7 separate regions of the Mus musculus genome follow, and regions 1, 2, 3, 4, 6 and 7 are each linked to region 5. The links are chromatin loops, found by intact Hi-C in ENCODE. Cell type or tissue: left cerebral cortex. All regions are shown on one strand. Region 1 overlaps Grin2b (glutamate receptor, ionotropic, NMDA2B (epsilon 2)). Region 2 has its middle 79 kb from the start of Emp1. Region 3 overlaps Grin2b (glutamate receptor, ionotropic, NMDA2B (epsilon 2)). Region 4 holds the start of Gm25136 (a long non-coding RNA gene). Region 5 has its middle 22 kb from the start of 4930425L21Rik. Region 6 overlaps Grin2b (glutamate receptor, ionotropic, NMDA2B (epsilon 2)). Region 7 overlaps Grin2b (glutamate receptor, ionotropic, NMDA2B (epsilon 2)).

Region 1 (4,000 bases), 190 kb before region 5:
GCAGTCCGAGGGCTACACAGAGTCACGGGAGTATTGGAAATACTGTTTAGACTAAGCATTCTGTGGCCTCTCAGTAGCCTTTCAATAGCAGCCGAAGCACATAAGGAGGCACACCTATTTATGAAACCTCAGAGCGTGTCCTTGTGCTCTTTGATATACTTGGATCCTGTTTCATTGTAATAAACCACAACTTTGTGGTTGGTCATAAAGGACTCCCCTTTATGGCTTCTTCCATCTGCGGTGGATAGACCGGCTTATAACCATAAAGGAATTCCTTCCACAGGAGAACATTGTTTAATGATAAAAGACAAAGCCAGATTCAGGGTTGCATATAAAGGAAATGTTGGCGAAGAGGGAGACTGAGTTACAGCAACACCTGATACGTACATAGTGTTTTGTGGCCCACAGACATTAACATTCCCACAGTGTGACTGGGCATGAGCTTTGGCTCCACCCTGGAACCTCTGGGGAGTGCTAACTCTCAGATTCTACCAGGAAGCTCTAGAGATGAAGTCCGGTCATCCGAGGCTTAACCTATAAAACCCAGGGATGGTTTATAACAGACATTTCTTTTCCCGGGGGGAAGTATCTGTTTAATAGATACTTAAGCTGCTGCGCTGCTTCTGTCCCCTACTCTCATTTTATCTCCCAGCCATTAAGCTTTAAAAGAAGACCAAATCTTTATCCTTTCATAAAGGAGAGAAGAAAGCCATCAGCCCAGCAGGAAAGAGTTAAGACCTGTCCCAGTGGCTCTAGGAGACTCTAAGTGGCCCACAGAAGATGAATGCACCAAGCACTCTTCTAGGGATTGGCAGAGACCAGGGGAGGGCAGTTTTGAACAAAACTGACCCCTTCCCTGGCTTCAGGGAGCTCATTTCCTGGTGGGCGGGGCTAGGGAGCTAACACATGAGCAAATGAATGAATATAATACCAAGTGCTCTGGGAACCGTGAGCCAGGATGCGGTGGCTCTGAGCCATATGGTCCCAGCCTCAAAGGGCCTCCTGGAAATGCGATTATTCATAGAGAAAGTTGCTACTTGTATGTGTACCAATTGTGAAACATTATTTGGGGAAAGTTTAAACCATGACTGACTTCAAGTAAACATTTAATTTTTTAAAATTATGCCGATAGACCCTCTGCTGAAATTTTATAAAGCTGTTGTGCCGAGACTTCAGGCACATTCCTACCCATGGAACGGAGCAATGTGGTGTTAATATTTGATCTCCTTTTGTTGTTATGCTGTGGCTAGCCCATAGAGAATGAGATGAATTTTTGTAACCATTTCAATATTTATGCTTGCGTTTCCCAACAAAGCATGAATGTTCATTGTTCACTACGAGCTATGTATGGTAAGTTGCCTCTCTAATCTGCTGTCATAAGCGAACATGACATCTTTTGGCTTTCTTTCCTGACTGTTAATTATGGCAATTATGTCACTTTTTTACTTGTCCTCACTTGACCCTGTAGCATCCCAATGTGACCTTACACAGGGACGTGGTGCAGATGGATATAAAACAGGAAGTTCTCTGTCTGTTTTTAGATCATAGATGTGATCTGTGTGTCCTATAGGAAAGATGGGACATCTAAAGGTTAAATTGGCTCCTAGCACTTAAGGATTCAGATTTCTGTAGAATTCTGGATTTCAGAATCTTCTAAATATCAGAGAGAGCAGCAGCAGCAGCGGACTATCGCCCTTCTGGAGCTAAGGAGAGCAGTCTCCTTTGGCTGCACTACACGTTCTCCATTTCCACCCCTGGAGACACTGGAGAGTCATCTCCAAGAACAGAGAAGATTTCAGAAAGCACCCATTCCTTGTTTAAGAGCTAAAATGTGTGCCTTGGGAAAGGGCACACTGGGATTAAGGGGTACCCAGTTTATCTGGCCTTTTGGTGCCTCCCTGCAGTTCATCTTGAGGTCTCTAGAGGGCGACTGAGACTTCTGTGCTATGTCTTCGAAGTCTGAACCACCTCAGTCTGTAATACACTAAGTCTCCCATTTCACCTTAGAAAACAATAGACACTGGGTGAAGGCCCCTCTATTTCTCAGGCAACAAAATATAGAAACAATATGCCACCATTTAACACCTTAAAGCGTTGCAAGAGGATTTGGAGTGATCCAAAAGTACCAGTGGGCCCAGAGGAGAAGGCTTCAACCAAGAGTAAGGAGGGCTCAAAAAGGTATGTTGGTGGGGAGTAAGAGAAAGAAGTGTAGAATTAAAAACAAACAGACAAACAACAGAAAAATAAATAAAAACAAAAACCCCACTCCCCTTAGAATAGGAAAATGCCGTCACATCTTAAATGTAAAATGAAAAAAAAAAAACTGACAGCGATTAAGGGAGGAAGGGAGAGAGAGAGAGAGAGAGAGAGAGAGAGAGAGAGAGAGAGAGAGAGAGAGAGAGAGAGAGAGAGTGTGTTAGTTCAGCGCTCCAGATAGAAAGGAAGAAGGTAATGGCATTAATTGCTTGTATATTTGTGCAAGTTCTAAATAAGGATGTGAGGGGAGGGCCTAGTCTCTCTCTGTTCCAGGAAAGTGGCATTTTAGATTCTCCCACATCCTACTCCTGAAGTTAGAAGCATTCCATCTCAGAGTGGAACTGGTTCTTCAGAGAACCACAAGGATCATGTAGCCACATTTCAGAGCACAGACAAATCCATCCCGACTGGCTTTTCTGCAGTCTGTGAGAGTCTGGCCTTTACCCCCCTGTGCTGTCAGCATGCAGTCAGCTTTAGTCTAAGTCCGCAGACATAGGTGAAGGACTCAGTCATAGAGACCCCTGCATCAGAGGCTAAGAGAAAAATCAAGGCGAATGTGACAGCTCACTCTCTCTCTCTCAAGGACTGTGTGCACTTAGCAGAAGGGATAAGAAGGTCAAGAGGCAGGGAAGACTATGAGGAGCATGCTGCAATGAGATACTCCCTGGACATGGCCCCTGCTCTTACCAAAGTTCTAGCTCAGCCTGCTTCCAAGTGTGGGCGGAGCTTGGAGATGCAGGAATGGGATAAGCCAGAAGAGATGGGGGCGTAGCTTAGAGATGCAGGCATGGGCTAAGCCAGAAGAGATGGGGGCGGAGCTTGGAGATGCAGGAATGGGATAAGCCAGAAGGGATGGGGGCGGAGCTTAGAGATACAGGCATGGGATAAGCCAGAAGAGATGGGGGCGGAGCTTAGAGATGCAGGCATGGGATAAGCCAGAAGAGATGGGGGCGGAGCTTAGAGATGCAGGCATGGGATAAGCCAGAAGAGATGGTGGCGGAGCTTAGAGATGCAGGCATGGGATAAGCCAGAAGAGATGGGGGCGGAGCTTAGAGTAGCAGGCATGGGATAAGCCAGAAGAGATGGTGTGCTGCTGCTTTTGAGATGAACTTGTACGATGAACTCCTCTCTTGGATTACTCTTTCTCCGTCTCATATTCCTTGATCTGAAGAAAGCTCACCATACTGTTGCAGAAAAGCTCTCTCACATGAGGAAGAGCTCTGGTCTCTGACCAACAGCCAACAAGGATCTGGGGCCTGCCAGGTGCCATTTTCCAAGCCGCCCAAAAATCTGACTGTGGGTTTAGTTACAACGTCCAACCTGCGGATCCAGCCAGGCTGCACCTGGATTTCTGGCCCATGAAAACTATGATTTAAAAAAAAAAGTAGCCGGGCACACGCCTTTAATCCCAGCCCTTGGGAGGCAGAGGCAGGCAGATTTCTAAGTACATGGCCAGCCTGGTCTACAGAGTGAGTTCCAGGACAGTCAGGGCTACAGAGAGAAACCCTGTCTCAAAAAACCAAAAAATAAATAAATAAATAAATAAATAAATAAATAAATAAATAAATAAATAAATAAATAAATAAAGTGTTTTCTTCGAATGCATTTTGTGGTGAAAATTTCACAAAGTCATAGATAATAAATGAAAAGGATTTAGAGAATAAAATGACATTTCTGATTTTAAAATTGTGGAAGGATTTGAGACTATGATTTTAAATTGGTCTTCATGAGGCAGGTCACAATG
Region 2 (4,000 bases), 200 kb after region 5:
GGAGAAATAATGGACAATTAGATACTTGCTAGGTGACTTTTCCATAAACAGATGTCTTTTTTTCCCAAGGTAGGGTACCAACAGCAGACCAAAGGAGTGGGTCCCATCTGTGTCCAGTTTGATAAAGCAATGTGTTTATTTCAGTAGTATGGCTGACGGGGTACTCGCTGAAGTATGGTGAGTCCAAAGGTTGATGCATGATTATCATGGAGGGAAGCAGACATGCGTGATACTAAGCAGTAGCTGACAGCTTTACATCCTGCAAGTAGTGAGAGAGATCTCAGAGCCCACCCCCAGAGACACACCTTCTCTATCAAAGCCACATCGATTCCAATAAAGCCACACCTCCTAATCTTTCCCAAACATGTCCACTCCCTGACAAATAAGCATTCAAACTATAAGAGCCTGTGGAGACGGTACTCATTCAAACCACTACAAGGAGATAGCTACATAGCGTGGTTCTAAATGAAAGCGTGGGGGTCAGCCAAGAGCAGCCCCTGGAAGTGTAGGAAAATCAGCAAGTGGAAAAATGAATTCAGAACAAAATCCTGAGCCACAGGAGCGAGAGCTGGCCTGGGTGCTCTGAGGCCGTGGGCAGCTCCTGCCCTCTAATTCAACAGAGCCAATAGAATGGTACACCACAGGGCATGTCCGCAGGACAGAGACTATTCAAATGACCTTAAAGGTCCCCTGGGACACAGAACAGTCTAGTCTCAGAATCCTAATGCATATCTCATGGAGAGACACTACCTCTGAGAGTCTAATCTGCCACTAAGTTACCAGAAGTAAGAGGTGAGAACATGGGTTCTCTCTCCTGATTCTTATGCATCCATCCATTTGCTCATTCCTTTAGTCATCTATCCATCCATTTATATAGACTTTCATTCAAATGTTTGTGGAGGCCAGAGACTGGCACTGATAGTCTTCTCATGCTTCTCTTAACCTTGTGTTTTGAAACAGGGTCTCTCATTGAATCTGGAGTTCTCTGGTGCAGCTAACCTGGCTGGCCAGCAAGCTCCTATCTGTCTCCTCAGCACTGGGACTCCAGGCGCAGAGCACCATGTCTGGCTTTATATGTGAGCACTGGAGATGTGAACTCGGGCCCTCATGCTTGCATAACAAGCACTTTACCAACCGAACCATAGCCCCAGTCCCTATCGCCCCAGTGCCCATTCTGGCAGCATTTTATTTAATAGTTAATATGTACCTGGCATGGGGTCTTTGCTACCGGGAGGACAAGATAATTGTAGTTTGTTTTCCTTCTCTTCCAGGCAAGATTCTATAATGCATGACTCGGGTGTCAGGAATCTCCTCTACTGTCCTATCCTTTGATGGGTCAGCTAAGAGTTCCTTTGGACACTATAGGAAACACAGACACAGGGTCCAAATGTCACAGAGTCCGCTACTGCCAAACTTAGTCTTTCCATATCCACCTACCCACTTTCTGAAGCCACAAATGAGAACAGGACACAACGTACTTGCACTGTAGAATTGGGGACAGATATACCCAGCTTCACCTTACCTTAGGCCTCTGAAGACTGACATATGAGCTGGTTCCAATGGTACCTCACACGAAGGGGTATTTACCTAGAACATTCCTGTAGCCCCTTCCCTCTGCCTTCTGTCCCTCCCTCCCGCCCCCTACCTCTGTGGGATTTTCATCAGTCCGCCATACTCTTTACAATATTTTCCGAATTGTGTTTGTAGGTTGTTAATGGTGGCAGAACTCTGTATAATTATCCCCCAATTCATCAGTCTCCTTAACAGGCAAATGCCTTTTCCCCCAATAAGTTTCACTGGCTGAGGCACGGATCTCGTCCTTGTTGCTACGGAAACCAGAACGTTTCTCTGTTTTAATGGTATGTTGAAAGTACTGCTAGTGTGCATGTGCACATATGGTGCCTGCTGGCTTTATCCACCATTTCTGCCTTCCCTACCTCCACTGACCTGCCTGGCATTGTCCCCACATCACATGCTTTCTAATGGTCCCCCTCATCCACAGCCCCGCTTGTCCCTTCGCTGCCTCACACCCTGCCTCCACCTCCCCCCACCCTTCCATCTGGTGTTCTCAGCTGCCTGAAAAGAAATACCAGTTGGCTTTGCATGAAATTGAAGAGGGAGAGGGAAATAGAAGGTAATTGCAGAGACAAAAAGGCTTTGACCAGCCAGGTGTTTTCTGCTGGAAGGCCCGTGCCTTCAGCTAGCCACCTTCCTGGAACAGGGACAACTCAGAGAGGGACAAGAGGGTGGAGTGTGAGAGGCTCCATGCAGGAGTAAAGGGACCAAGTTTCAGATCTGGACAGCACCATCTGCTGCTGCTGTTCTTGGGCACCAATGAAGTCAGCTCCCTCCAACTGTCTGTGTTTGGCTCGGGGTTGAGGGGACCGCTGGCGGTGGGGAGGGCTCTGTTGAGACTTATTTGTTTGTGCATTTACCCAACAAGCTCTTCCTGAATGTTCATTCCATGCCAAGTGCTGTTCTAAGCACTGAGGAGATGCAGACGGCTCATCTTCAAGCTGCATGACCTATTCTCAGGTAATCACCAAGACAGCACAGAGAGGGTAAGAGGCTGTGTGACATCTGGGAAAGAGACGGGTTAGTTCTGAAACCCTGAGCCACAGCTCCTAGCTATAACACTGTGTAGCTGACTAACTGACTGCCTTTGAGGCTATTTCCTTTTCCTAAAAAGTAGTGCCACTGTGGATCCATCCCATAATCAGCCACCAAACCCAGACACTATTGCATATGCCAGAAAGATTTTGCTGAAGGGACCCTGTTATATCTGTCTCGTATGAGGCTATGCCAGTGCCTGGCAAATACAGAAGTGGATGCTCACAGTCATCTATAAGATGGGACACATGGCCCCCCAATGGAGGAGCTAGAGAAAGCACCCAAGAAGCTGAAAGGGTCTGCAACCCTATAGGTGGAACAACAATGTGAACTAACCAGTACCCCCAGAGCTCGTATCTCTAGCTGCATATGTAGCAGAAGATGGCCTAGTTGGCCATCACTGGGAAGAGAGGCCCCTTGGTATTGCAAAATTTATATGCCCCAGTACAGGGGAATGCCAGGGCCAAGAAGCAGGAGTGGGTGGGTAGGGGAGCAGGGTGGAGAGAGGGTATAGGGAACTTTCAGGATAGCATTTGAAATGTATATAAAGAAAATATCTAATAAAAAATAAATAAATAAAGAGCTGTTAGATCTGAGTGATGACTGTTTATCCATATACTCAGTGTCTTAGCATCCCATTGTTGTAAAGAGACACCATGACCATGGCAACTGGTATAAAGGAAAACATTTACTTGGTGTCTTGCTTACAGTTTCAGAGATGTATAGTCCATGATCACCATGGCAGGAAGTGTGTAGCTAAGAGCTACGTTCTGATCTACAGGCAGCAGGAAGTGAGAAAGCCTGAATCTGGCAGGGGCTTTTGAAACTTCAAAAGCCCACTCCTAGTGACTTTCTCCAACAAGGCCACACCTCCCAATCCTTCTAAACCTTCTCAAATAGTGTCACGCCCTGATTCAAATATACAAGCCTATGGAGGCCATTCTTATTTAAACTATCACATTCCACTCTCTGGCTTCTGTAGGCTTATAGCCAAGCCTTAACACAAAGTGCATTTAGTCAAGCTTCCAAGGCCCCCATAGTCTTTCAGAGTCTCAACTTCAAAGTCTCTTCTCAGACTCATGCTCTCTTAACTGTAGCCTCTCTGTAAACTCAAAACTAAAGAGCAGATTCCATACTTCCAATATACATTGGCACAGAATACACATTACCATTCCAAAATGGGGAAATGGAACACAGTGAGTGTGCTGGGCAGTTTCCTGTCAACTTGACACAAGCTAAAGCCATTTGCGAGGAGGAAACCTCAATTAAGAAAATGTCTCCATAAGATTGTGTGGTAGGCAGGTCTGTAAGAATTGTTCCTTATTACTGACTGATGGAGGAGGGCCCAGACCATTGTGGGTGGTGCTATCTCTATGCTGGTAGTCCTGAG
Region 3 (4,000 bases), 260 kb before region 5:
TGGCTCTTGTGCTATAGAGGCGGGGACTGTCTGTATCGCTGAAGTTAAAGCCCTGGAACTGCTTGGAGAACGTGTAGGCAGTGGTCCTCATCCTAGACTTCAAAGGATGCGGAATAAAAATAGCTAAGAAGCTGATATTTCTCCAAGTGGGAATAATCACATGACCAAAGATTTAAACTCAAAACTTGACAGAGAGGGTCATGTTGCTATCAACATATCTTAGTGGAACTGGGGAGAAGAGATGACAAATGAGGATGGATCACAGTAGAAGAGCCTTGTTCTTTTCACAGACAACAGGATATACTGGCAAGGAACCATCTTGGGAGTTGGCTTCTAATCATTTTAATTTTGTAGTTTTAAATCAAGTCATTTATTCTCTCTAGGGCTTGGCTTATTTTTTTTGCAGAGAGAAAGACAGACAGACACAGAGAGACAGAGACAGATTGAGAAGCTTTTGGTAAATATCCTACGTGTGAAGAAACAAGGACCAGTTGGGGGTCACAAAGATAGCTGGAGAACGTTGACTATTTTAGAATCTGGTAATGGCCTATATACTGCTAACACAGGCTTGAACAATCAAAGCCGGCTCTTAGATGACTAATAAGGAAACACATGAGGGAGAGCGATTGACACTGGAGCCTGTTTCTCACACAAGATGCAGCTGATTCTAAGCTGAAGCTGTACCGGCTCCTGCGGTTGCCTTGCAGTGCCTACAGCTATGAATGTGAACTTCCAGATTCATCAGTGTAGAGTTGGCACGGCTGTCGGCCGCCGAGCTGAGAGAAGATGAGCTCTCTCAGGAGAGCATGCTGAGAAGAGGAAGGTGTGATTCAAGCTGAATTCCCCAGCATTCACAACCATGGGAGCGGGAGAGTGCGGACAGTGTTGAGCAAAAGTCACAGGCCTGATGGAGACTGTGGTCACCAGCTGAATCGGGGCATAGCTTTTTAAAGCCATTAAGGAAAAAGAGTGGTGTCTGATATGGTATATAAGGTGGACATTATGCGGTCATGTGCCTTCTTAATTTTTCTTCTCTTTTATGCAGCTATCATTAACCACAAGTTGATTGTTTATGGTTTTTAAATCAGGCAGCATCTAGTTTTTGATCACCTTAATTTGTTTACATAGCATAAGGAAGAAATTAAAGGGACTGAAAGGTTTTAAAACAATCCCCAGTCACCAGGTACAAGAAAAAGTTGGTGAGGAAAGAGTTTAACATTCAACTGTTGGCTAAAATAAGATTTAGAGCCTTTTGTACAGGACTAGAAGCCACAGGGACTCCTCGCCATCCTGGTTCCTGCACCTGTTAACCCAGAGCTGTGGCCAGTTACCTAACCTCTGTGAACTTGGTTCCCCAGCTGTTCCGCAGAGGCAACACTAACTGTATCACACTGCCCTTCTTATCTGTTAAATGAGAACACACCAAAGCTCCTTGCAGAGGGCCCTTGAAGAGAGTGTTCACAGCACAGTCAGCTTTGCTATTATTATCTAATTTTACTTGTTTTATGGCACTGCCTCTGTTCCTATTGGCGTTAATAACTGAGAAGTGAGTGGGGAATTATATTTAGAAAGTATGATCATTAACGATGATATTTTCCTCGTCCTTTTGGGAGAGATGCATTTCTTCCATTCTCATCTTGTAAGATGCGAGTTTATATGAAATCCAGGCTCTTACTTGTTCTTGAATTTCCCTTGCTATGGGATCTGAGCTGAAATGCCAGGGAAGGGGCCAAGAATGGTGGGGCTGAAGCTCCACCAGTTTCTATCAGAAGGTTTTATTGAGGCTGAAAGAGGAAGTCATCTTGAAAGGAAAAGAAAAGTGACTATTTCTCCGAGCAAGAATGTGTGCGCTGACAATTTCGATTCTGCCCAGAGACGCTGGCATTTCGTCTCCGGGGGCGGTTCTTATGTTTCCAACAGTGTTGCTGCCGCCCATAGCATGTTCTCTACTCCTCACTCATCTCCTCCCACCCCCCTCCCCATATGTCTTCCTCTTTGTCTCGCCCACCCCACTCCTGCCTTCTCTCTGTCTCTCTCTTATCCTGTAGGTTATTTCCCCTCAGCAGCCGGAGTGAATCCTCTCACAGAGGAGTAGTCTCCAAATCCACCCTCCATTCCTTCAGCCATCTCTTTTCTGGAAGTTCGTGAAAAAAAAAGGGAAGTGGGAAGCAGTCTTCTCTGCTTGTGCCCTGCACCTCTGTGTTTCACTTTCTTCTGAAAACTGAGCTCCCCCCCCCCATCTTCTTTATCTTTCTCAGTAATAGCAAGTCCTTCCCTGTTCCTCCAAGATTGTCTCTCCATGAATAAATTATTCTTGGCCCTTGAGTTATCTGGCTTTGGAAATCGTTATCATGATCCAAATCTAGGACAGTCAAGAGTGACATCAAGAGTGACATCAGATTAGAGGTACAAGGCTGGATGTGGTGGCTCTTGTCATCTTTCAGTCTATAGAGGCAGGAGGATTAGGAACTCAAAAGCAACCTTGGATAGCTAGCAAGTTCAAAACTACCCTAGGCTACTTGATACCTTACTCCAAAGCATTTAAACAAACAACGATTAAAAGAACAAAGGAAGAAAGGCCCCCAGTTCAGGGGTGGATCAGAATGGCTGGGCAAACCGGTGGAGTTAGGAGACGGTTTATAATCATGGCTTTAAACTAAGTCATTTGTTCTCTTCAGTTCTTTGTTTTGAGAGAGACAGGGAGACAGAGACAACCAGAGAGATGAGAGAGAGAGACGGAAACAGAGACATAGAGAGCTGGAGACTGTTGACTATTTTAGAATCTGGTAATGGCCTGTACAGTGCTAACACAGGTTTGAACAATCCAAGCTGGCTCTCAGATTACAAATAAGGGACTCCATGGAAACTGACAGCTACACTTCAGGATGGATTAAAGCACATGCAAGACAATATAATATGTCTTGATATCTAAAACTCTGATTTGTTCTTTATTTGTCTAGTGTAAGTAAGGCAAGCACTCAGTTGCACAGGAAAGGGTGGCAACACTTTGTGGGTTCGTTAAGTGATAGAGCATCAGGAAACCAAAGGTCGGTTCTCACGATGTAAAGCAATTCCCAGTCTCCTGGAAATTGCACCAACTCCTCCTCTCTGATGTCAACCACTTTCTACACACGATTTTAGGAGGGCTACTGGGTGTGCTGTTCTTAGAGTGTCTTCAACAGCCATGGGCTGCTGAGTGAAAGGAAAACGGAGATAATTCAAGTTGGTCTAACAGTCAGTTATTTGTTCATCCATTCATTCTCTAACCACTGTCTCCCAGGGGTCAGCCATGCTGCTTGCTTTGCAAGTAGAGAATAAAATGCACACACTCCTGCCCCTTAGAGTTCCTGGTCTCTAATAATGCAGGTGGCCGCTCACCCACGATGCTACATTAGTAGCAGTTATGAAAGGGCTGGGGACCGCATTCTCCCATGCCCAGGAGAAGAGAGGCCTACAGAGGTATGTTTCTATGGATGCCAGATTCTCTGTTATTACAGTTTTCCATTTTATGCCACAAAGCTCTCATCTTGAGCCATTAATAAACAGGAACACAGTTTACATTTCTTAAGCCTTTTACTCCCAGCCTCCTCTGTTCCCAGCAGCAAGCGCAGCGCTGGGTCCTCCCACCTTGAGAAACAATGACCATCTGAGTCTATATTTGTGTCATGGTTTCACAGACTCTGCTGAAGGAATGAGCACACCGTGCTTTTAACAGGACTAATCGCCATCATTACTGTAATAACAAGATTTATAGTCTTCTTATGGTTTGTCAGGCACCCTCGCATCTACCACTTGGCCACTCCAGAGAGTTAGAGCAGCATGCTGTGGCTTTACAGCTAATGAGTGAATAGCCAGAAACTGGATTATGCTGTTCTGAGCCCCAGGTGACCAGAGGGAGTTTGAACATTCCCAATCCCAAGGCTTCTATTCCATGGCATGGATAAAGTGGAGAGCTACTGCGTGATGATAAATGTACGAATCAACTGAAGAACTCAAGGGT
Region 4 (4,000 bases), 110 kb after region 5:
TGTATTTCACTGTGAACTTACTATTCTCCTGCTTCAGCCTTCTGAGAAGCTGGGCTAAGGAAGAGAATATATTTTGTTTTGATAGGCTTCTGTGCACAGGTCTGGGGATAGAGAAATTCAGTAGATGCAGAAAAATGTGATTAAAAATAGCACAAAGACTTTCCCCACAGCTTGTTCCTCGCTTTCTCTGAGTCAGGTTTTACTTTGCCTATTTGCTGGTTCATTTAAGCAACAGTTGTCTCCCCGCTAAGCTCCTTGTTAAGGGAGCTGGTAGGAGATGACTAAGCCAAAGCCGTCTTTTAAAGGGCCCAGGAATCATGCAGGAGTCCAGCCACTAGGCCTTTACAGTAGTGCGGGAATCAAGCAAGGCATCCCATGATCTGTCACTTTCATTCCTCACAGCCCTGAGGCTTCCACTTGCTCTAAGAGTCTCTTTTGCAAATATAAGGGACTCCCCCCACCCATCCTTCCAGTGAGAAAGTAGCCTGAGGGTACACTTGCCCTGAGCCTTCTGCCAGACTTTTCCTGGAGAATAATGGGGTGGACTCCCCAGGTAGAGAAAGCCTGCAGGGAAAATGCCCCTAAGCAAGGTCTTTGTCTACTGCAAACGCAGCCACTGGTGTCCCTGACGTTCACTTTCCTGTGTTTGAGTCCCTGCTCTCAGGGGCCATCTTGCTCCAAGGAAAGCTGACATTGAGGACTAAATGGGTTTTTCCTTTAGCCACAGAAAGGCAGATTCCTCTTGTCCGAAAGAGGCAGAAATGGCACCTGAGTATACGCGTTACCTAATTTTCTACCATAAGTTACCAGCATAGAGTCATCAAAAACTTGCTTCAAAAAAAATTCTGTTCCCATGGAATACATTATATTTAAGTCCTAAAGATGCCCTGGGAAGCCCAAATTCAAGCTTCGATCGGGAATGTTTGCTTGGTATTAGCCTCAGTCCCAAACTGTAGTAGGTAAATGTATCCTGTAAAAGGGGCGGAGCTAACAATGGGCGACTGCCCCCTGCAGCCTTTCCCTCAATATGCCTCCATCTCTTCAGCTTCTGCTTCTGCAGACTCCACAAAGATGAGTGCTTCCTACACAACAGGTAAGTGAGGGCTCGAACAGGAAGTGTCAAACAACCAGTTCATTGGACTGTGTGACTTCCGCCCATCATAAGGCCTGGATCTAGACGTGTCCTACGTCTGTACAGTGGGAGCCCTGGTGCTGCGATGTCAATAGAGCTGTTGCAAGGGTTAAAATCCACCCCCCACCCCCAGCAAACCTCCGCCAACTGGTGAGAATTATATTTTTATTATGATAATTACCGCGGATGTCCAGATTCCAGGCAGAGCTGCGCCTGCGCTGTTTGGCTCTCGCCCACTCTCCATCTGTTTCTCTGAAGAACAGCGGAAGAAAGCTCTGGAAAGGCAGCCACAGACTGACTACAGAGTAGGTCGTGAGAATGGAGCAATGCTGTCTGTCCTGTGTGGCCTGGGTTACCGATAGGCTCTGGTCAGCGGGAAGGCATGGACTGGGCGTAGACCTTCCTAGCGAAGCCAGGAAAACACACTCGTAACAGACTGAGAGTGAATCTGCCCAAAGGCCGGTTGAAAACGGTCAATTCTCTATTCTACCGAAGCTATCCCTAGTGCTGTACCATAGCGATGTGTGACTCACGTAGATGTGCACAGCCCCCTACTTCCCAGACGACAATGAGAGGAGTTGATCATGTCGCGATGCAACCTACCAGCGCTCCTCAGTGTGAGGGTGGAATGTGCTCATCAGACTGTGGGAGGGGCAGGGGAGAAGGCCAGAGTCTGCCCTCTCTCTCTCTCTCTCTCTCTCTCTCTCTCTCTCTCTCTCTCTCTCTCTCTCTGTCTCTCTGTCTCTCTGTCTCTCTGTCTCTCTGTCTCTCTGTCTCTCTCTCTCTCTCTCTCTCTCTCTCTCTCTCTCTCTCTCTCTCTCTCTCTCTCTCTCTCTCTCTCTCTCTCTCTCTCTCTCTGTCTCCCCCCACCCCACCTCCGCTGGGTGCCTTGTTCTCTGCAAACCAACATTTATTAACACCGGGCCTGTCTAACATGGCTTCTCAACGCCTGTTCATTCTCTGTTCTACCTGTCTTTCCATCCCCGACAGCCCAACCTTTTCTCCCTAGCCCAGGCATCTTCCCAGCCTGCCTAGATGGAATGAAGAAAACTCACAAGATGGCCTTATGAACATCTGGAACACATCTGTCCACTGCCCTGAAACTGATCCCAGGTGGTGCTGGAGGGAAAGAGTTAACAACACTAATGAATAAGCCTAATTGATTACTAAGCACCATGAGCCTGGTGATAATACCCCATTGGAATCCTGCCAATCCCTGCCATTGGAATCCTGCCAATCCCTGCCACATAGCTACAGGCAGCTCCGTTTTGCTGGGGAAACAGGAAATGCAGGACAGCTCAGAGTGTCTGAAGCAGAGAACCACGGAGGACTCTGGATCCCAAGAGTGCTAAGAGTTGAGTAATAGAAGTATTTAATCTATCTCGATTGCATCCCTGAGGCTCAGCATGACGTCACCGCATTTCCAGCTTCACGATGATAACTATCTCTACCGCTCCTAAGGGTGAGACTGGCCGGGAGACAAAGGACCCCAACGAGTCCAACTGTTCTGCCTCTTTTCCTCTTGAAGTTAGAAATCCAGGAAATAAATCTCAAAGGCCAAGCACTCAGTCCATGGATATTTGTTATATAAGTAGAGATGGCCCTGGTAGTATTTTGAGGGATAAAGGTTTTATGACACCATGATTTTTTAAATGAATATTTTAAAAACATTTCATTTTATTTGTGTGTATTTGTGGAGGTCTGGGTGCCGATGGAAGGCAGAAACAGGTTTAGGGTTCCTTGGGGCTGGGGTTACAGATGGTTGTGAGCCACCCAACATGGGCTAGGGGATGAACTCAGATCCTCTGCAAGAGCAGCAACTGCTCTTAACCACGGAGCCATCCCTCAGCAAACATGTTGGGATGCCATCTCTTATCTATTACTGTTTCAGGTTTTGATGGTGTGCACTTTTTTTTTTTTTCCTAAAAAGCTAATAGTATAGAAAGGGAACATGGATCTTTGTGAAGATTCATTTACTGTCAAATAGCTGATTAGATACCTTGAAAATGTCAACTGATTAAACAATTAGATCCCAAATAAGATACACTTTATACTGAACTTGAAAGAAATCTCCAAGACCAATTTAAACCAATGATCACTACCGCCCCCTAAAGGGTGAGTTGGCTGGTGGGCGTGGGAAATTCAAGGTAATTGAGAGGGTAAGAATGCCTGCCCTAAGGGCAAATCCTGATGGCATATCGCTGTGGGGATATTAACCGAGGAACAGTAATAATATGGAGATATTAAGCCTGAGATGCTTGCAAGTCTCCAAAGAACTCATAGCCACTGAGGAGGAGGAGACCGTCTCCTAGAGCAAGAACAGGCAGATGCTCTCGAGAAAAGAGATCCTAAATGGCTTTTCACTTAGGACTTCTGGATTCCCAGAGATTAACAGCATGAAAACCCTAGCTCACAAAGCAAAGCCACTGTAATTGAGAATCAGGTCATATAGGACCAGGGTCAAGCAGACACCACCCCACTCCTGTCCCAGGCACAGGCCTAGAAAGACTGGCCAGAAAGAAGTGCTTGAGGCTTCCAGCCTCTCCCTATTCCTCAGAGAACAACTGGACCAAGGTGAAGCTGGACTCACTGTAGAACTGGATGATACCTCCTGTTTACACAGGAGAGAGTCTGAGTGGGAAATTGCTTTCTGTGCTGGTGTGGAATTATAGAACAAAGCTCCAGTTAAGTTAAAGGTGGTGCTGGAGTCACCAGCTCCTTTGAGGTTGAGTTCCAGCAGGATATCCATCATTGAACAGGGAATAAAGCTGAAGACACTCAGGGAGAATGGAAGTCAGGAGCCCCACTACCTCACTGCTGAGTGGCCAAGAAAACCCTACTGTTAAATAATTTAAATTATCAAATATC
Region 5 (4,000 bases):
AGTGTCATCACTAGCTAATTGGTGGGGAAGACCAGTTGGCCTTGATCTACAAAGTTTGTGCTGAAGCTATGAGTGTGACTTCCAGGTCAGCAAAGGCTTTGCCACACTGGAGAGTGGCCCTCCAGGCAGAGGAAGCAGCCTGTACAAAGGTCCCGATGTCCTGGAGAACATGAAGTGGCAGAGGGGAGGGACATTTAGCAATGGCCAAGGAGGAGTAGAGATTAAAACCAAGAAAGGCCAGATCATGAAAAGGGTCTTTTTTTGCCAGGCACAAGTAGATGTCACCCACTAGGTGATAAGAAACTGCAGAAGACAGTTTAGGCAGCATTGACGGAAGTAGGGGGAATCTCCCAGGTAGAGTTTGGAGGAGCAGAAGTACATTGGGCTCTGCTGCTCTGGTCTGTGCTGCCTGCTGCTCAGAGTCTCTCTGCAGATGCAGTGGACCTTCAGGTCTTCCTGCCCCCTTTTTACTTTCTTAATTATTTAATTATCTATTTATCTATTTATTTACATCCCAAATGTTACCCCCTTCTGGTACACCCTTGCAGAGTTCCTCCCTGCCCCCCTTCACCTCTGAGAGAGCAGTCCCCTAGCCTGCATTCCCCCACTCTGGTGCTTCAAGCCTCTGCAGAATTAGGTGCATCCTGCCCCACTGAAGCCAGACAAGGCAGCCCTCTGCTACATAGGTGCCTGGGACCTTGGACCAGCCCATGAATGCTCTTTGGTGTCAGCTTAGTCTCTGGGAGCTGCCAGGGGTTCAGGTTAGTTGACACTGCTGGTCTTCCAGTGGGGTTGCCATCTCCTTGAGGGCCTCCAAACCTTCCACTAACTCTTCCATAGGGGTCCCCTCCAGGGTATGTGAGTATCTGCATCTGTCTCAATCAGCTGCTGGGCTGAGCCTCTCAGAGGACTGCTATGCTAGGCTCCTGTCTGCAAGCACAACATAGCATCATTAATGGTGTGAGGCATTGGCGCCTGCCCCTGGGATACATCTCAAAAGGAGTTGGTCATTGGTTGGCCACTGAAGAGCCTCTGCTTCATCTTTGTCTCTGAAATTATTTTAGACAGGACCAATTTTGGGTCAAAAGTTTTGTAGGTGGGTTGATGTCCCTATCCCTCCACTGGAGTTCCTGTCTGGCTACTGGAGGTGGTCTCTTCATGCTTCATATCCCCACTGTTGGGCCTTTTGGCTAAGGTTACCTGCTTTGACTCTTGTGAGCCTCCCTCATCTTGGGTCTCTGGGATTTTCTAGAGAATCCTGCCCCCCCCCCGCCCCCTGTCCCCCGCCCCCACCTCCAGCAGCTGCATAGTTCCATTCATTCTCTTGGCCTTCTGGACTCTCTCCTATCTCTTCCCATGCCTGATCCTTCCCCCAATTTCCCTCATCCTCCCCTCACTCACCCAAGTGCCTTCGTCCCTCTCCCTCCCTCTTCTAAGTGGGATTTAAGCATCCTCACTTGGGCCTTTCTTCTTGTTTGACTTCTTTGGGTCTGTAGGGTGTATCATAGGTGTTCTGAACTCTTTGAAGGCCTCTAAGTTGCCAGATTGCAGGTGGGTCAGGGAAACTGTCAGTCTCACTGTTGATGGCAGCGCTTGGATGACAGGAAGAGGAAAGAGACTTCTTTTTATGGAAGGGATGGATTCTTCCTTGACAACAGCTTTTAGAGCCTTGCTTAGTAACAGAAAAGCCCCCCTCCCACTTCCCAAGCTCTCGGCAGCAGCTCCCACGCAGGCCCCACCAGCTCTCAGCCTGCCAAAGGCACCCCACTCTGAGTCTGAGACTGCTGAAAGGACTCCCAGGGGAAGCGACATCTGTGCACCCTCCGCCACGCATGTGTGTGGGCATGTCCGGAACTGCCCCCACTCTACCAATGAAAAGTAACACATTCCAGGGCTCCAGGAAACTGTGCTGAATCCAGTCCCATGAACGGTGGAGGCTTGACAGCAGCAGCACCTATATCCAAAAGGGAGCAAGAACAGAAAACCGGGAGAGCCACATTTTCACCCCACCTTGTACCCATTTGTTGAACGAACGGAGATGATCACCGAGTCTCGGTCCACACCTCTTAAATAGAGACAGAAGATACCTGCTTTTCAGAATCCTTTGGAGAATTATAAAACAAATGTCTGCAATGTGCCTCATGTAGAATTTTGTGAGGCCCACATACTAATTTAACTAACACAGCTGAGGCCTCCCAAGAGCCCTGCCTACCTTCACTCCCACACATGTTAAATCAACTTTATTTATTAGAACTAGCGAAACCTACTAAGTTTTAACTACTGTGGAAAGCTTTAGGGGCGATTAAAGTATGCAATATTAAATTTGTGTGATAAGCCGGGCGTGGTGGCGCATGCCTTTAATCCCAGCACTCCGGAGGCAGAGGCAGGCGGATTTCTGAGTTCGAGGCCAGCCTGGACTACAAAGTGAGTTTCAGGATAGCCAGGGCTATACAGAGAAACCTTGTCTTGAAAAACCAAAAACAAAACAAAAACAAAACAAAATAAAACAAACCAAATTTGTGTGATAACCCTGTCCTGGGTTGGTTGCAAAGGATGTAGAATGGACTGTAATACTTAGAGCCTGGATTTTCACATACCCACTTAAACTTGAATTTTTAGCATTGATAAGGTCCTATAAAGGAAGGAAAGAACACACTGTTCAGCTTAAACCTAAATCAGATAATCTTGATACACAGCAGTCCGCAAAAGTGGTGTCCATGTGTGTGTGTGTGAATGAGGGAGTGTGCACAACCCCAGCTACTGTAATATGAACAAAGAACCATCCTTCCCCAGGACACAGAAGGATGACAGCTGAAAGCCAGTTCCTGGACAGGCCACTGTCATCTCTGAGATAGCAACTGTCACCTGCTCTCAAGTCATTGATCAAATAAAAAGGTAGCCACAAATGTTCTGTGACGATGTGTAGCATGGATGGATGCCAGAGAAGCCAAATACAATCCAAACTGTAGTTTTAGTGGAAGACAGAGGGTGGGAATAGGAGATAGGAAGGTCTTTCAGGCTGCAGCATGTGGCAGGCCATCCATCTGTCCCCTACCAGGGCCTGTAAAGAAGAAGACAGAAGAAAAGTGTTTCCTGTATAGACCAAAGATCCAACCCTGCCCACCCGTCCATTAGATGCCTTTACTTGGCTTTGCGCACTCCCACCTTGTATTTTACCTTGTTACAAACATCCGCACTTAGTCTATCTATAAGTTGGTTTGCTAGCTGTGGGCAGCCTTAATCCCCATCCGTGTGCTGCCCATGAACGTCTGTTAACATGGGCTGCCTTGCAGTATATGCTGGTGCAATGAAGTCCCACGTGGGAGTAACAAACCAATATCCAAATTATTGGATTTAAGTTCCATTCCCTGAGACATAACACATGCCCAGTGCTACTTTGCTGCTAAGAACCTGAGATTGGATGGGCCATGAGCCTAAAAGAAAAAAAAAATACCACTGTCTGCTAAAAGAATGTAGCAAAAAAATGACTCCTAAGGACATTCTGTGTACTTATAGATCAGTGTCTCTCTCAGTTATCATCAGAGAGGCTTCCTCTTGCAGCAGATGGGAACAAATACAGAGACCTACAACTGAGCAATGTGCAAAGAGTCAAAGGCCTTAAGATACTCACTCCTAAATGGGATGCCTGTCTCCACCAACACTCAGGGAACGGTGCAGAGGAGGAGGCAGAAAGATTTTAAGAGTTGATCAACAAAGTTTTCTAGATACAATAGGATGGGCCCATTTATGAACTCACAGAGCTCTGTGACAGAATACACAGAGCCTGCACAGGCCTAAGCCAGATGGGATCCCAGAGCTGGAGGGGAAGTAGACACAAGCCCCTATACCTAACCTAGAAGCTATCTCTAACTGACAACTGCACAAAGGGGAAAAAAAAAAAAAAAAAACCAACCCACGTAAGTGGCAGGTCTCATGCCCAGCAGTACATGGCCAACCCCAAGCAAACTCTGAGACTCAATGGTATTTTTGGAGGGTTGTT
Region 6 (4,000 bases), 160 kb before region 5:
GTGAGCTGTGACTCCCACAGACTCATATTTCTGTCTCCTGCCTAAGGAATCCTTTATCTTATATAAGCAAAATGATGTTGAAAGTGGAGGCATCTGGATGCTTTGCCTTTCCCTAGAATATTTGGCTTGTGGCTTGAAAGATGAGGCAAGCAAGACAGTGACAAACCCTAACGGGGGTTACAGTGATTTTAGTTTCCTGCCTCGATCACCCCCGTTTTCCTCATTGCAGTGTCAATATACCCAATAGGACTGAAGGAAGAAAGGTTTTCTTTGTTGATGGAATGCAGAAATGTCAAGCCAGAGACCACAGCTATGACTCTGGGCTACAACATGTTGAAGGAGAATGTCATGGTAGCAAGAACCTATGAAGGAGTGATGATTCACTTCATGGGTGTCAGGAAGCAGAGAGGACATGGATTGGGGATTTTTCTCTGCATTTTGATGAATGGCCAGCAGCATCTCAAAGGAGGAAGGATTTCTTTGGGCTCATAGTTTCATGTCAGGGAAGGCACGGCAGTGTTGATGGTGGTGGGAGTAGCTTGGTCCAGGGTGGAGGGAACATTGGGATTCTTGCTCATGTCGCAGAGGATGGAAACCAGAGAGAACTCAGTCCAGAACCAAGGCTAGCCTGAACTGCTCAGAGCCCACCGCCCCCGTGTCTCACATCCTCCAGCTAGACCCCACCTCCTACAGATTCTCCTCCCTTCCATAAACACTGTCACCAACTGGGAATTTAAGTTCAAGCACATTAACCTGGGGAGGGACATTACATTTTCAAACTATAACGGAAGGACAAAACTCAGCGGCCAAGGATCCACCCAGTGATCTAATTCCTCAAGTTAGTCTCCACCCTCCACAGCTCCCAGGCTCTCCCAAAATATCTCTGCCAGCTTGGGACAAGTGATTCAACACATGAGCCTGTGGGGGGTGTTTCGTATTCAAACCACAGTGGCAAGTATAGACGTGGAATTTTATCTGTGCCGCTCAACCTAACTTCACCTTCACTTTTATTCTAGAACCTTCTAATGTTACACTAAACGTACTTAGAAACTTCTCTGCCTTGCTCTTTGAGCTTCATTTAAAGCTTTAAATTGGCAGAGGCTTTTCAATTCAGTTGTCATTTTCAATGAATATTTTTTTTTCAGTCAAATGGCTTTAGTTAAGTTGAGGGACAATTTAGTTTTAAGGTGAGGAGCACTGAGGCAATTTAGTAATTTAATTCCACCATGTGGTCTGGACATGAACCCAAGGCCTGGGGACTGGTGCCTCTCTGTTAATTAATTCTCTATGTCAGACATCTGGGAAGCCGCCTCTTCCGCTTGGTCTGAGTTGACTAATTAATTAAGCTGTGTTTGTAAACAGGCATTTTCTCCCCTAGCCCTTTTTTTGTGATCATCTGTTTCTTTAGCCACAAGCTGATGACCCTACTTAATGGCAAACTACCTAGCCAATAATTCCAATCTCCTACAGGCTCCGGACAGGTCGTTTGGAGGCTGCCCAGCACTGGGCAAATCTGGGCATTGGAAGAAGGTCAGTAAGGATTGGGATTCAATTAAGTCATTTATTAATTATGTGGCTGCAGGCGAATTGTCTCACATCACAAAATGTCAGTTTCCTCGTTCCCTCCTTCAACCCTTACCGCTTAGCCTGGGACCTGGAGTGTGGTTGACACTCTCTATACTCCAGGTATGCCTCTCTGAGGGATCTCCCATACTAACCTTGACTTTGTGCTGAGCTCAGGGATGGCTAGCTTCAAGCTACTTCTGTTTGCATTATTATGCTGGTCTTTCTCCAACCCATTGTTGATAAGCTGACAACTGTTGTGACCTTTACGCCTTACAGAGAGAGAATCCGTTTCTGCAATGGGAATGGACAAAATCCCAGAGCTAGCCAGAGATGGAGCATGACCGTTGTCTTCATACTCCTGGCCTTGAGCTTCTTCCTTGGAGACCAGGTTTCCTCCTGACCTTCAGCAGAATGTAAAAGGAGGTGCTAAACACTGGGAGTGGGGCAGGAGGAGAGTTACAGGAGTGCTGCCTGAAATAGCACCTCATTAAAGAAATCAATGCTAATCAGTGATGCTCACGGTGGCGAAGCACCTGTTAGCCATCATCACCCAATAGGAAGGAGCTTGCTGCTAGGTCCCCTCCCTGGAGCATCTTCCCTCGACAGCCCACCTGCTTTGGCTAAGTACGTTGTCAGCAAGTGATGTAACTCAATGTTTCTAACTAATTTCAGTAACATTTGTACATCGGCAGTTCCATATATGACCGGTTGTATTATCAGCTTTGTGCGATAAGAAAGATACATGTATACATATAGCCAGATAGACATAAAATTACAATCTCCCATTTTTACAGTAAGCATCTAAGAGGCCCAAAGGTTAGAATTGTCACATTCACGAGGCTCTTCAGTGGGAGAGGTGGGACTGCTTCCGCAGCTTCCTATTGTAAGGTTAGTTCTGTTTCAATGGACTATAATTAAGAAAGATGTCAGCGCTGTGCTTACTGAAGAAGTTTTGCTGTTCTTGTCTATTAGTTTTTGCTTGCTTTTCCCTCTTATGTTGCACATGGGTGTTGCACGTGTGTGTTCTACATATGTGTGCACATACGTGCACTTGAATTTGAAGGATGAAAGACCATCTTGGTGCTTATTCTCAGTCATGGCCCACCTTTTATTGTGATCGGGTCTCTCACTGATCTGGACTACACAGGGTAAGCTAAATTGCCTGGCTAGTAAGCCCTGAGGACCTACTTGTCGCCACCTTCACAGCTCTGGCATTCCAAGTGTGTGTCACCATATCCTGCCTTTAAAAGTAGGTTCCGGGAATGGGACTCTGACTCTCGTGTTTGCAAGGCCAGAATTCTGATGAATGAGCAGTCTCCTAACCTCTTTACTCACTTGTTGGTTCTGCCTGGTATATGTATTAAAGCTTTCCCCTAAATAATATATTTTGATACATTTCTGCTACTTGGCAACTACCTTCAAATTTGATGGCATGAAACAACCACCCTTTTCCCATTCTGCTTTCTTTAAGTGGGTGGCTGGTTTGAGTTGGGATTAGCTGTGTGGTCCCTGGAACAGACTCACAGGGCCTCATATATCTAGCTAGTCACCTGACAGTTAACCAAGCCTGAATAATCAAAATGGCCTCACTGTTGTTTCTGATGTTAACACTGCATCTCAGAAGGGATCCAGCCCCTCCAACTTATCCTCAAAGAGGCTCACCGAGTGCTAAGCCCTGTTAGCAGGATTCCAAGAGCATGAGTCCTATGTCACCATTGCTCAGCAAATCTCCACACATGTCATATATTTTTGATATCCTATTAGTGAAGCAAGTCACAAAGCCAAATCCAAAGTCAATGTGACAAAGCTTATACGAAAGCATCAGGAAAAAGATCCTTTTTGGAAATGTTCACTGGCTTGTTTTGCTAATGTTTACTCAGTGCCAATCGAGGGATTCTTCCCTCCCTATGTCAGGCATTAAGGGATATAAGAAAATAAAATTCAGTCCTGCCAACATCTCCTGGTCTTCTGAAAAAGACCAACACAGTGATGTTCTTTGGCTAGTTTGGTAATTGCGATATACATGGGAATTGGAAATGCCAAAGAAGGAGATCTCAAACTCAAATCCACCTTAGGGCTATGGTAAGCAGAGACTTTGGGGTGACTGTAGGCATTGCCTAAGTTGAACCCCAAGAGCAGAGTGAAGTTCATCCGGGGCACTAGGGGACACCAGGGGGTTGGGGTAGAACATGCCGTTTGTATGAAGACATTTGAGTCAGTGAAAGCAGAGAGTGTTGCTATCAAATGCTGTGCAGAGGCCAACGATACTGAAGTGGCATGCTGAAGAGAAACAAAGGCAGGAATGAGGAGACAAGGAACAAAGGTGAGGAAAACATGTCTATCTTTCCACTGAGGTTGGATGAAGGTGAATGACGAGGCACTGGTGGCCTGGGAGAAGCACACGGATGGGAAAGTTCTGTGTTTTAGAGAGATC
Region 7 (4,000 bases), 260 kb before region 5:
CAATCCAGTGACTAATTACTGATCTCCTCTTTGATTTCCCCAGGAGGGGATTTGATCCCTCCAGGGGATGCAGCTCTCCTGAGGCCAGACCATGACCATGGAAGGAGGCAGCTGAGTCCCACTCTAGAAGAATGGGTTCTGGGGGTGGAGGACTTTGCATTGGCAGGGAACACAGACACTTGCTGCTGAGGAATTTGCATTATTCTTCTGCCTCCAAGAGCTGTTTGCCTTTCCCTATCTGAATTGACTGGTTCAAGCGAACCAGTCTGATTCAAGTGAAGAGGGAAGAAGAGGAGGAGGAAGAAGGAGGAGACAACCTTTATCTCTTGAGGGTCCAGCTTGTCCCAGACTCTTCAGTAGAGTATTGTGTAACCACTTTGGAGTCAGTGGTGGCACCCAGAGCAATCTTAGGACACCCTAACTTACCTGTAATTTCTGCTTCTCAGAAGCACATGTGCAAGCAATTTGGGGGCAGGAAGGGGGTGGGAATAGTCTTAGGGAATGGAAGTCAGGGGCATGAGAGTGACTCTGGCAAGGAGAGGCAATCATAGGTTTGAGATGCTAGCCCCTAAGGGGAGGAGTGACCAGATCCTACCAGGGCTTCTGGAGAGGCTTTGACCATGACATACACCTTGGATAGTCAATCCTCAGACTCTTGCACACTAATGTCGTTACACTGAATCCTGCACAATCTTTGGAGCTCTTGTGCAGTATTTTAGCAAACCCATCCTCCACCCCTTATCACCTCCTTTACTAGGCTTCTGTTCCAGGAGGGTAGTGACCGTACCTGTTGAGCACTTGCAAGAAACGTGAAGCATTTCATAAGAACATGCTGGAGAGGAAGTCCTATTTTCAGCCAGCTCCTAGTTCAAAGTCTCTCCCTTGACCTTCCCAATTAAAACAGATCTGTAAGAGTAAGGCTCTTCAATTGTAATTCTCTTAGCATACAAACGATTCCCTCCCGGTTGTAGGTCCTCTTGGTGGAACCGCATTGTGCAGCTCTGGTTATGCTCCACCCTGTGTCCCTGGAGAGCTGGAGGAGGAGCAGGCAGGTAATCCAGAAGGAAGAGTCCCATTGAGAGACAGTTGCATTGTGTAACAATTAGCAGTGTGTCTACATAAGGGCAGATTTCTTTCTTCTAGCCAAAAGAGAGGTGCTTTTCTTGTCTTCTTAGAGATTTCAGGAGAATCTTTTCACACTGTATACCTGGATGTCTCCATATGGGCCTTACCACCCAATTCTTTTTCTGTCAAAAATTTTACACATAAGTACCAAGATTTTTCATGGAGTCTCTCTGGAGTCTGGGGCTGTCCTTGTCATTATGCTTTAATACTGTGTGTAACTTTCAATGGTGTCCTTCAGTGGACAGTTGGTTGACTTAACTATTCCAGCTTCTATTTCCAAGGCTTACTCCCAACCTCTATATGTTTTTATTTCCAGAATCTACATTTTTCAAACCCCAAAGACCTAACTCAACCCAACCCATCAACCTGTGCTTCACTCCCACTGCAGTCCACTAGGTGAAAGTCTTGGAATTTGTGCTTCGAATATAGACTAGTAATTGCTAGCAGGGTTCCACAGTGTGGTCTTCACAGAGATCTACAATCCCATCTTAGGGCATTGATTTTTTTTCTTTTAACCCACTTTTATTCATGCTTTTGAGAATTCCATGCAATGTGATCATATTCACCCCCATTCCCCCCAGTAGCCCCTCCAAGAACTACCTCATACCCCCACCTCTGCAACTTTGCATCTACCTCTTTCAGCCATGGAGTACAATTTGTGCTGCACAGAAATTGACCGCAAAGCCTCTAATTTCTAGAGCAATTCCTGATGCTAATGATCTTTTCCATGAATTCCATGGAGACAGACCATGATGTTAAAAAAAAAAATTAAGCAATTGCAGGCAGGCCACAGGAGTCAGAAACCAGAAGACTCACCCAGGGAGAGAGAGAAAGTCGGTACTAGTGGTTTGAGCACTGGTGGAAGAAAGCAGTCTCCATCCTTCCAGAAAGCTCTGAAGAGTCCTTAGGACTGAAACAAAGACAAAAGACTGACACATTGATTCACAGACTTTAGCTCACACATTCCCACGTATAGTCATATATTTTTGAGTTGTATGTGCTAAAACAACCAGTAACTACTTTATCAGTGTCTAACATCCTCCTGGCAGAGAAAACTCAGGACAAGAAGCCAAAGCTACAAGACGCTGAATCCAGACCATACATACACCCATTGGTGAGATGCTAAATGAAGTTGGCTAAGTCTCAGGTGGAAATGGTCGCTATGGTCATACGCAGCCACAGTGGCAGAGGTGGCCAGGGTATTTGAAGGAGTTCAGATTAGTGCCTGACACTTAGCTCTGATTAAACCAACTTCATATCTCCTTTATGCTCTGAAAAGCAGCTGCTTAAGTTCCCTGTGTTCCTCCAAGTTGGGGAAGGAAGCACAACTCCCGGGACGGTACCACAACCCTCCCATTGTGGTTTAGACCTGCCTAGCATGCCTGTTTCAGCTCCTAAGCTAACTCTCATCCCAGAATAACCTCCCTTGTCTCCTTCAACATGTCTCCTCTCTCTCCCTAGCACTCTGTTGATAAAATCAGTCTCTTAAGTCATTGAGAAAGTGGAGCGACTCCAAGGAACATGCTCATTTTCATACAGATTTGTCAGCCAACTGCATCCCTGCTAGGACCTCCATTCTCAGGTCTGTTGCCATGGAGTTCCTTGCTTTTATCAGGGACCAACCTGTACAGACAGCCTATTCCTCGAGGAAGCAGATCTAGAATCTTGCTCTACATTCTCAGATGTGGGATCCCAGCCTTGTTTCTCTCCAAACCCTTTGCTCTTTCTCTTTCTCCCCGGTACCATTTCCACTAGGTATAGATGTACGTGTATACCTCCTGTATGGAAATTAAGAAGACCCTTTATCCACATCCTCCACTGACTATTTCCTCATGTCACTATTTTTTAAATAGCAAAAGCTCCAGAAAGACCTGTCTGCATTTTTTTCCTTCCTTGCCACCGTGTCTCCCAGTTCATTTCACATGGATTTCCATTCATACCTGATAAACAGAGCAGTCAGTCCCAAGAGTCAGTGTGCGCCAAATGTCCTCTTTGCAGGGTGTGATGCAATTGACAACTGTCTCCTTTAAATACTTTCTTTTTTCCTTTCTTTCATTTTGTTTCTTGTGAAACCATACTCTCGTGATTTTACTCCCATTTTATGACGCATTTCCTTTCAATATTCTCTGTTAGATTTATTTTTTCCACTTTCCACTTCTAAATAGAGATGGATGTGGCAACCCAAAGGGCTTTGTCTTAAAGTCCCCCTTGCTTTCTTTCTTGCTATGCATGAAGTGAAAATGTATTTATTCTAAAATCTGAGACAGTTGAACAAGTTATCATTATCTTAATAGACATCATCATTGCTTACCATTGTCCCAGATTCACACCAAAATTTACAAGATACCAAAGAGCTTTTCCATCTACTCCAGCAGTACACCCAGACACTCCATTATCAAATTTCCTTACCAGAGTGCTTTAATTATTCCAAGTGACTAGAAAGATTATAGACAAGTGAAAACACGATTTTATCCTGACAGCTAAGGTCAGAAAGGCTCTCCATGTTTACAAAAATATACCAAGTGAGTTCAATTAATCCGTGGCTTTACATATTCTTTTGATACAGCAAATCTCAAGTAGAGATCTCCCAACCAGGACTCCTCTCCTGCACTCTCTAGGCCATCTTGGCCACTAGATGCTCCTACACATTGTGTGATGGGCACCTAAAATCCAAGGTGACAGATAGGAACATCTTTCCCACTCTGAAATTCACACTTTAATCTTCATGCCCAGGAAAGGGATGGGTGGAGTAGCTCAGATGCTCAAATGTTCCTTAATTTATCCTTTTTCTCTACTACCAAATTCAGACTCATGCACAAACCACTAGAGCTGCCTTTTCTTCACATGGGAGACTCTCCTATCCTTCGGGCATCAA

What was found. A loop is a pair of places that touch in the nucleus more often than their neighbours do. Peaks named below come from ENCODE experiments on the same cell type or tissue, not always from the same donor. Only the 100,000 strongest peaks of a DNase experiment are listed, where the experiment ranks them.
Region 1: a loop joins it to region 5, with 4 times the contacts of the local background. A loop is called at or near these places in 2 of 42 quality-filtered maps.
Region 2: it touches region 5 in a loop (7-fold over the local background); 15 of 42 quality-filtered maps call a loop at or near these places.
Region 3: it touches region 5 in a loop (4-fold over the local background); 3 of 42 quality-filtered maps call a loop at or near these places.
Region 4: a loop joins it to region 5, with 8 times the contacts of the local background. A loop is called at or near these places in 7 of 42 quality-filtered maps.
Region 6: it touches region 5 in a loop (2.5-fold over the local background); 2 of 42 quality-filtered maps call a loop at or near these places.
Region 7: a loop joins it to region 5, with 4 times the contacts of the local background. A loop is called at or near these places in 3 of 42 quality-filtered maps.

The regions. Positions count from the first base shown.
Region 1 is chr6:135,826,072-135,830,071 of GRCm38, reverse strand. The region is part of intron 6 of Grin2b (glutamate receptor, ionotropic, NMDA2B (epsilon 2)); the gene reads left to right. Among named protein-coding and RNA genes, the nearest start is that of Gm14330, 24 kb to the left of the region's middle. In left cerebral cortex, a CTCF peak has its summit at 1,916; DNase peaks (open chromatin) are centred at 936, 1,923, 2,577 and 3,006; H3K27ac peaks cover 3,656 bases.
Region 2 is chr6:135,439,653-135,443,652 of GRCm38, reverse strand. No RefSeq gene overlaps it. Among named protein-coding and RNA genes, the nearest start is that of Emp1, 79 kb to the right of the region's middle. In left cerebral cortex, no CTCF peak of the experiment used is centred here; DNase peaks (open chromatin) are centred at 2,040 and 2,254; H3K27ac peaks cover 1,884 bases.
Region 3 is chr6:135,897,343-135,901,342 of GRCm38, reverse strand. The region is part of intron 5 of Grin2b (glutamate receptor, ionotropic, NMDA2B (epsilon 2)); the gene reads left to right. Among named protein-coding and RNA genes, the nearest start is that of Gm14330, 47 kb to the right of the region's middle. In left cerebral cortex, no CTCF peak of the experiment used is centred here; DNase peaks (open chromatin) are centred at 6, 736 and 1,913; H3K27ac peaks cover 3,766 bases.
Region 4 is chr6:135,524,341-135,528,340 of GRCm38, reverse strand. Gm25136 (a long non-coding RNA gene) reads right to left here and starts at 1,798. Exons shown (of 2, transcript XR_001785388.2): 1 at 1,314-1,798. In left cerebral cortex, a CTCF peak has its summit at 3,255; DNase peaks (open chromatin) are centred at 227, 1,370, 1,664 and 2,381; H3K27ac peaks cover 2,489 bases.
Region 5 is chr6:135,634,653-135,638,652 of GRCm38, reverse strand. No RefSeq gene overlaps it. Among named protein-coding and RNA genes, the nearest start is that of 4930425L21Rik, 22 kb to the left of the region's middle. In left cerebral cortex, no CTCF peak of the experiment used is centred here; a DNase peak (open chromatin) is centred at 1,803; H3K27ac peaks cover 1,939 bases.
Region 6 is chr6:135,794,424-135,798,423 of GRCm38, reverse strand. The region is part of intron 6 of Grin2b (glutamate receptor, ionotropic, NMDA2B (epsilon 2)); the gene reads left to right. Among named protein-coding and RNA genes, the nearest start is that of Gm14330, 56 kb to the left of the region's middle. In left cerebral cortex, no CTCF peak of the experiment used is centred here; DNase peaks (open chromatin) are centred at 506, 538, 876, 2,098 and 1 more place; H3K27ac peaks cover 3,797 bases.
Region 7 is chr6:135,891,038-135,895,037 of GRCm38, reverse strand. All of the region lies in intron 5 of Grin2b (glutamate receptor, ionotropic, NMDA2B (epsilon 2)), which reads left to right. Among named protein-coding and RNA genes, the nearest start is that of Gm14330, 41 kb to the right of the region's middle. In left cerebral cortex, a CTCF peak has its summit at 1,541; DNase peaks (open chromatin) are centred at 109 and 2,643; H3K27ac peaks cover 3,369 bases.